2 separate regions of the Homo sapiens genome follow, and region 1 is linked to region 2. The links are chromatin contacts, found by Hi-C or POLR2A ChIA-PET in ENCODE. All regions are on one chromosome and are shown on one strand. Each heading gives the region's core, a stretch centred on a gene start or an enhancer-like site at or near the end of the contact. The rest is flanking DNA. Distances are from core to core; before and after follow the strand shown.

Evidence for each region. Hi-C counts contacts between places; a loop is a spot of excess contacts on that map. ChIA-PET counts read pairs that join two places held with the same protein, here RNA polymerase II (POLR2A). Pooled maps may share reads with other maps.
Region 1: a map of gastrocnemius medialis shows a loop between it and region 2 (11-fold over the local background). The contact joins the promoter of ZNF197 here to the promoter of ZNF445 in region 2. A Hi-C loop is called at or near these places in 16 of 168 maps with a recorded cell type or tissue (CD4-positive, alpha-beta T cell, CD8-positive, alpha-beta T cell, HCT116 and 11 more), 11 of 37 single-sample maps with no recorded cell type and 24 of 50 pooled maps. POLR2A ChIA-PET finds 5 or more read pairs at or near these places in 3 of 52 experiments (MCF 10A, activated T-cell and activated naive CD4-positive, alpha-beta T cell).

Annotation. Positions count from the first base shown.
Region 1 is chr3:44,623,607-44,627,679 of GRCh38, reverse strand. ZNF197 (zinc finger protein 197) reads right to left here and starts at 2,644. Exons shown (of 6, transcript NM_006991.5): 1 at 2,537-2,644. All of the region lies in intron 2 of ZNF660-ZNF197 (ZNF660-ZNF197 readthrough), which reads right to left. The region is part of intron 2 of ZKSCAN7-AS1 (ZKSCAN7 ZNF cluster antisense RNA 1); the gene reads left to right. ZNF197-AS1 (ZNF197 antisense RNA 1) reads left to right here and starts at 2,883. Exons shown (of 2, transcript NR_046658.1): 1 at 2,883-2,958. RefSeq lists an enhancer at 1,809-2,311 and a silencer at 2,291-2,640.
Region 2 is chr3:44,476,189-44,480,195 of GRCh38, reverse strand. ZNF445 (zinc finger protein 445) reads left to right here and starts at 2,526. Exons shown (of 8, transcript NM_181489.6): 1 at 2,526-2,605. LOC101928529 (a long non-coding RNA gene) reads right to left here and starts at 2,506. Exons shown (of 4, transcript XR_940785.4): 1 at 1,987-2,506; 2 at 1,527-1,614. RefSeq lists silencers at 2,549-2,708, 2,729-2,778.

The DNA.
Region 1 (4,073 bases), core at 1,395-3,894, 150 kb before region 2:
TTTGTATTTTTGGTAGAGACGGGGTTTCGCAATGTTGGCCAGGATGGTCTCAATCTCTTGACCTCGTGATCTGCCTGCCTTGGACTCCCAAAGTGCTGAGATTACAGGCATGAGCCACCATACCCAGCCATGAAAGGTACTTTTGGATTGGGCTTTTAAGGAAAAATAAAAGGATCATTGGACTATGAGGAAAGCCATTCCAGGAAGAAAGAAACTCTATTTTCAAAAGCAAGGAAGGACACATAACTCTGTGAAGGAAGACCAGAGAAGGAAAGTAAACTTCAGAGGCAAGAGTGTAGGAGTAGAGCAGAGAGGTGAACAGAAGTTAAATTCTAACTACTGCTCTTGAGAGGCAGTATTCTGAGGAGATGATCCTGTCCTGTAAGTGAAGTGATTTTACTTACATTTCAGCATTAAAGAGGCTTTACTTTACATTTTTCCTTATTTTTAAAAATAGTAATATATTCACTTGGTTCAAAATTTAAAATTATAAAATGTATACTGTGTAAAGTTTCCTTCTCCGTTAGCTTCTTATCTATCTTTCCAGTTATTTCTGCATATGTGTGTACATATATTGTTTTCTAGTTCCCTTTTTTTCACAAATGGTAGGACACCATGAATGACGTGGTACATTTTCCTCTTCTCAATAATATGTCTTAGAGATCTTTCCTGTCAATACACAGCCCCTCTCCGCATTTTTATGGATGCATAGATGTATCATAATTTATTCATGCCAGCACTGATGGAATGTTTGGGTAGTTTTCAATCATTTCTTATTACCAACAATATAATCATGAATAATCTTGGGCATACATCAGTTTGGATGTGTGTAGGCATATATAAGAAAAATTCCTTGAATCAGAATTGCTGAGTTAAAAGGTATATACATGTATAATTTTGATATTGCCAATTTGACCTCACTAGGATTGAACCAATTTATAATTTATACTCCCATCAGAAACAGCTGTATGGGAGTGCCTTTCCTCACTTTCACCAATATGTTTCTCAAAGTTTGTGCTCTTCGCCAAATTTTTGACTTGCATTTTGAACGAATTAATATAGAGTCATTTGTATATTTTTTAAAGTAACTATTCATATATTTTGCCCATGTTTCCATTGAGGTGTTGGGTCTTGTTAATTTGTACACACTTTTATCACAGGAAAATTAGTCCTTTGTTTACAATGGCAGCTGCAAATTTTTCTCAGTTTGTCAAGTGTCTTTGTGACTATATATGCCATGTGACTTTGCTTAAAGTGTTTTTTGCCATGCAGTCAATCTTTTACGACTTCTGGGTACTGTACCACAATTAGAAAGACCTTTTTCACTCTGAGCATGAAGAGAGTCTTAAGTGGTGTCAGGACTCTATTAGTGAGAAATGGTGGGGGTGGGAGGGCTGGATATCAAGAAAGGTCAGTTAGGTTTTTCTAATAGTCTAAACACATGACTTAAGTTCTAAACGAAGTAGGGATAAGGCAATTGAGAAAAACTTGGTAGTCCTTGGTAACTGATCTGGGGGTGATGGAAAGGAATTTTTAAAAAGAATTTTGAATAATTTTCAAATAACATAAAAATAACAAATTCTTAAACATACATTTTATTAGCTTCTCACAAAAGGTTTTCAAAGCAGAAGTTAAAAAAAACAAAAGGATCAGAGGAGCGAATCCACTCAAGGCCACTTAGCTAACTGAGACATGGGAGCAAATTCTGAATTCAGGGATTCTAATTCCAGAAGTCCAAAACAATTCCATCTACGAAGAAACTTATGAAACCCAAACAACCCAAACTGTTCTAAAACAACAGTTTCCAAACACCAGTCCACGACAAAGCTTTAATCTGGTAAGCTGCAAAAAGAGAAAACCAGTAACAATCGTCGCTGACAGGTTGGCAATGAGTGTGTGTGTGTGTGTGTGTGTGTGTGTGTGTGTGTGCGCGCGCGCGCGCAAAGGCCAGCATTTATTCTGAGTTTACGGTCTTAGTACTTTGTGTTAAAATGTATTGCCTGAAGTAATGTTGGTATGGGTGGTTTCAAGTTTGAGTTTTTCAAGTTTGATTTTTAAATACCATTATATTACAAAACTAAAAGACTAAAAAAGCTAAAATCGTTCCACCCCTTAAAACAAACAAACAAAAAAATCCGTCCTCAAGAGTCTGGGCGCCACCGGTAATAGGGAAACCTCAGAATGTTTCTGTGGATTAGCCTCAGACAAGACTGAGGAAGAGCAGAAAGGCCTGAGCTGGGGGAGCAGGCTACTGAGGCAGCTCTTCTCAAAGCGCCAGCAGAGTCCGTTAGACAGGAGCACCGGTCCACAAACACACACAGACTCGGAGCTGCTGTCCTCAGTACTTCCCTCGGGCCGGCTGCCTGCCCAGCCGAGGCCACGACGTCGAACCCCAACACGAAGCTGGCGACGGACCATGCCGGGGGTCAGGGCCCGGGAGAGGCTACCGAGGGCTGTGCAGTCCCAGCAAGCTCAGGCCCGCGTCCCGGGCCGCCTTCCCTGCACGCCCACCCGCCCCCGAGCCCACCCCGCTCACCGGGGGCTCCCGCTGCGGCTCCAGCCTTGCGTACCGCCGCCTCGGCGCCAGGCCGCTAGGAGATGACACAGGAACGAGCCCTTCCGGCAGCCGAGGCACAGAATAATGGCCGAGCCGAGAATACTGCGACTTCCGGTTGCACCCCGCCCCTCATCCCGGATCTCTAGGAAGCCACATCTCTATGGTTCGTTTCTTTTCCCAGAACTGGGGAAGAGAGGCGGAACTCCTGAGCCCTTGGGTACTAGTGTTCCTTACATCGAACAAGAACTGGCCGCTGTTTCAGACCGGAAGGGTGCAGAGATGAAAGACAGGACCCAGGGTCTCAGGATGCCTGTTGCCTCCTAAGAGAGTTGGACATTTCTATTTTGATTTGCATTTCAATTGAGGTTGATAGGGAGTGACCTTCACGTCTGAATGACCTGGTAGGTGACTTTTCTGGTCTCTTCTTGAACTTATGCAATTCTCACTATAAATAATAACATGACTTATAAATCACCCTCTTGTGAATTCGCTTACTGTGGTGTATCTCTTGCCCACATGATGACATATTGGAGCTATGATATTAAATAATAATCAAGTTGATGGTGCAAGGTAATGTGCAAATGGTAGGGACATCTCTCCCCTGAAAGAAGAGGTTATTCTAGCTGTCCATCGCCCTGGGTAAAGTCAGGTGTATATAAAGGAAACTGGCACTCTGATCCTCTCTTTGGTCTTCAGTCTCTTAAGTTTGGACTTCTGGAACTGACACCCCTATATGGGACTATGGCTGAAACAAGTCTCCAAAAGGGCAAAGGCCATGTCTGCATGGATCCCATGTATTTAGCACCTAGTACAAAGCTGAAGCCATATAGGTTGTAGATGAATGTTTATTCAATGAGCAAGGTTCATGTTATTCTGTTTATGTCTTTTTTTTTTTTTTGAGATGGAGTTTTGCTCTTGTTGCCCAGGCTGGAGTGCAGTGGCGCAATCTTGGCTCACTGCAATCTCCACCTCCCGGGTTCAAGCGATTCTTCTGCCTCAGCCTCCTGAGCAGCTGGGATTACAGGCACGTGCCACCATGCCTGGCTATTTTTTTTTTTTTTTTTTTTTTTTAGTAGAGACGGGGTTTCACAATGTTGGCCAGGCTGGTCTTGAACTCCTGACCTCAGGTGATCCACCCCCACCTTGGCCTTCTAAAGTGTTGGAATCACAGGCGTGAGCCACCGTGCCAGGCTTATTCTGTTTATTTCTTTATGTTCTCTCCTGGCATTCATTAAACAACATACTTAAACTTCAGCCTTGATTCATTCATTCATTCAACTACTGAGTACTTGCCATATGCCAAATACTGTTCTGGGCACTAGGGACATAGATAAAGAGGTAAAGTCTCTGTTCTCATGGGGCTTACATTTCTAGTGGGATAAACAGAAAACAAATATAAAAATGTGTCAGGTGGTGGTAAATGCTAAGAAATGTGAAAGCTGATCATAAGAATTGGGTCATTTTTGTCATACCTAATAAAAGAAAGTCGAGAAATTAGCTGGGGGAAGCACTCAGG
Region 2 (4,007 bases), core at 1,277-3,776:
GAGTTTGAGGCCAGAAAAGGAGTGAAAATCCTACCAGGCCAATTTGTTTGCCCACAACTGATTCTTAGTTTTAACATCTTATCTCTTTTCTCAAGTCACATTCCAGATCCCCATCTCAACACCCCAATTTTTTCTTCCCCATTTCAAAATAAGAAGAAAAAAATTAAGGAGGAAATTTCCCCCTTCTGTTTGAAAGGCAGAATCCTGATACACTTTAAATTCCAAAACAAAGAAGCAAATGAACATGCAATCCTTTAGCATGTGGTTTTTACATGTAGCAAGGAATCAGGGTAAAAGGATAATTATCTACTTCCAGGTTCTCAAATGTTGGAATCATCTAGGGATTTTAAAATCTAGGCTTGTCAGTGTCTCACCCACAAAGATTTGGATTGAATTGATATGAGGTATGGACTTTTTAAAAGCTCTGAGGAGGATTCTAATCTGCAGCAAAGTTAAGAACCACTGATTTACATGCACAGTTCTTTGCTTCTCCAAGTGTGGTCCAAGAACTGCAATATGGGTACACCTGGAAGTTTGTTAAAAATATTCGTTGGTCCCTCCCCAGACCTCCTGAATTTGAATCTACAGTTTAACCAGATCCCAAGTGATTTGTATTCATATGCACATGAGAATTTGAGAATCTTACCTAGGGCTTTTACTAAGCAAACTGCCCCGATCTGAAAGAGTACAGTGCTCAGGAAGTACAGCTAGCAAGAATATGCCTCCTACCAGAAAAGTGAAGAAACCTCATGGTTATAGGCTCGAGTGCTGTGGCACTCGGAGAAATCAGGTATTAGCAGAACTTCGAGATTCAAGAAGCTGTATAGGTCTTAAAATCAGAGCTGCACTCCCAGTGGCTGCTTCCCGAACTTTGCAAGTGCTGGTGAAGCCAATTTGGTTGATCTGTTTGATCACACTAAATGTGGGTGCTATCCATGCTAACCACCTATCACGTTGAAAAACATCCAGTAAGTACATCCCAAACACAGAGAACCTGCTCAAACTCTTCTACGATGGGAAAATTTTGTTCTCAAACAAAACTTGAAAACTCTTCTCACCACTATGGGTGGTTCTGAGTCACTCAAGAACATTATATCGAGTGGAAATTAATGGACAAATTAGGCATTGACAAGCAGTTTCTATTTTCCTTTTTGTATGTGTTGGATATTTTCCAATTGCCCCTCCATATTCAGTCTCAGTCCTCAACCCTGCTGTGACACTTGGGAGACTGAGTTTCCTGGATTGCCCTCTGGCTTCCAGTTGAGTTGGGCCAATGGGAAGCCCTGGCAGGAGATCAGAAGAGAGCTGGGTTCAGGTTATTTATTACCTCAGCTTCCTTTGTGCTGGACTATGGCTTGGATGTAGCCCTCAACTGAAAGCCACAGTTTCTCTCAGATGGCCTGCTCCTAGGGGTGAGAATAGCTTCTAAATTTTGCTAGCCATGGGATTCTGCACCACTCCGTGTTGCATTTCCTTAACCCTGTCCACTTTGTGTAAATCGCCCCTTGTGAACTCTCCCCACTTACCTTGTTTGAATGTGCCATCTGTTTCTCTATCACCTTGTCACCATCTTCCTGGTGTTCAGGATCTATTCTCTGTTTCCATCTTTGGTGACTGGGGCATTAAAAAGGGGTGGATCAGATGAGTAAAGCAAAGCCTCAGGGCACAGATGGGCATCATCAATGCCCATCTGAAAGATCAATCGTCAACATGTTGCAGCCTGCCACTAGGAAGCACAAACCAGAGGACTACCAGGACAGCAGCTTGTAGCATGCCCTCCAATGGCAGCAGATGGCCTTATGGCTTTGGCTGTGCACCCTCAAGGTTCTCTGGCACTGGCAATAGATGACATTTGCTCCTACAGGGGGTGGGCAACCTCTCCAGGTTGCTTCACCTCCTCTTCAAGCAGCCCCTCCACCCCCTACCCCCAACCTACTCCTCCCAGATTCCACATATTATTGGGCAATGGCATCATTGTTCACTCACCAGGCGAGCCTAGTTAGAATTCACCCACAGGAGAAAACGAGTGAAGGCCGTGGGAAGCTAAAGTATGGTGCACCTCTGAGCTGGCTATGAACAAGTATTCCTGGGTATGGTGATGATGGGGATGAGCTCGTCTTGGAAAGGCAGGAGTTCTGGCACCTAGCTTCCCGTAGGATCTGGTTCCCCTCTTTGAAGTGTACCCAGGCGAAGAATGAGTGGCTCCCTTAACCCCTTCTCCTGGCCAGGACCAGTCTGCTAGATACTGCTGGCCCTATTTTCACCCCTAGCTTTGGATCCCTTTCTTCCCTGGAGGGAAAGAGGCCTTCAGGGCAGCCCCGCAGACACGACAGGAGGGATGCAAGAAAACAGGCGCGGCTGGGCATCCGAGCGTGGAAGGGAAATGTCCAACTGAGGGAGGTGAGGGATGTTGGACAAGCCCCGCCGCCCGCCGCACCGGAGCCGGAGAGAAGCAGAGACGTTGGGCCTCCCAGTTTCCTAGAGAGGCCGCGGAGGGCCCCGGGCGCCGACGCGCGTGCGCGACTGGAGCCGCCGGGAGGTAGGCGCGGGACGGGCGGCTGCGGTGGCGGCGGGTGGACCGATTGTCGCTCGGCGGCGGGAGTCGGTGAGAGGCCTGGCGGGGCGCGGGGGTGGGGGTGGCGGCATTGCGGGCGCGGGGCTCCCCGAAGTCCGCGGCATTCTCGGGCCTGCCCGGGCGGCGGACGGGGCCCGGCCTGGAGGCTGCGCCCGTGGCGGGGGTCTGGCGGTGGATCCCGCCCCCGCCACGCTGAGGGCGTATCTAGAACCTCTTTGCCTCCCAGGCGTCCGGGGTAGAGAATCTGGAGCCCGGGTTTCTCCGGGCTTTCTCGTTTCATCCAATTCTGCATATAAAGCGTATTTATCAGAGACAATTAGATAACACGGGAAAGTAGAAGAAAAGTAAAAGTAGCCGCAATCCTGAAATCTGTCTCCAGGCCTCCTGACATTTAAAATATCTGTGCATAATTCTGCACACTGACATCCATAAATATATATTACGAAATGAGAGCGTGCTCTTGCTTTTTAAAAAACCTGTTAGTATTATTGTGAGGAAACAATATTGTGCCAAAATAACACATAACATTTACCATACAATACATAAACGTTTACCATTTAACCATTTGGAAGTGTGTAATTCAGTGACATTAAGTATATCCATACTACTGCTTTTTAAAAATTATAATCTCCTGAATTTGTAGAATGCATTTGTTCTTATTTTGGCTAAAATTAGTGCTGGCATTATGACACCACTAAAACATTTTTTTTTTGGCGAGGATAATTAAGAAATCGTGTTTGCAGTTTATTTTCTGTAGGAGACACATTTGCATGAAGCTCTAAATGGTGAAGTGACATTTGTGCAGAAAAATAGCAAAATCTTGTTTGTCAGGGTGGTTATCTTTCACAATGAAGTAACTAGTATATAAAATGCAGTTTTTAAACAAAGGCAGAGCTCTAACCTGCAGCGATTGTAGCACACTCTGACTTGCACAGGCCTAAGAGATCAGAGTATTGTCTCCTTCCGAATTTAAAAGTGGTGGCCAGGAAAGAATGTTATTCTGTTTCAAACGGCTTGTAGTGCAAAACTAAAAACTCAGTATTAGGTTGGTTGTTTTGCAAGGAAGTGCCAGGGAGTGGTTTGAGCAGTAATTTGATTAAGCAGTTTCAGAGAGCCTCCATGTGTTGTGTGTGTGTCTGCGTGTGTGTGTGTGCATGCATGTGTGTGCATATTCAGGGACCAAAGAATTAGGCTGCTCTTTTATGTTATCTTAATGAAAGGCAGACACATTTTGGTTAGAAAAAAAAAAAAGTCTTACTGTAAGCCGAAAAGATGAGAATGTTTTGAAGATAAACCTCAGTATGCACTTAAAAAGGAAACTGACAAAAAGCATGAAAAATGGCAAGTATTCCACCGCTAGGTTTTCTCTGGCTTCCGGTATCCAGGAAGAATTAGTGCATAAGCAGTCTACGATGTCAGAGAGTAAACTATA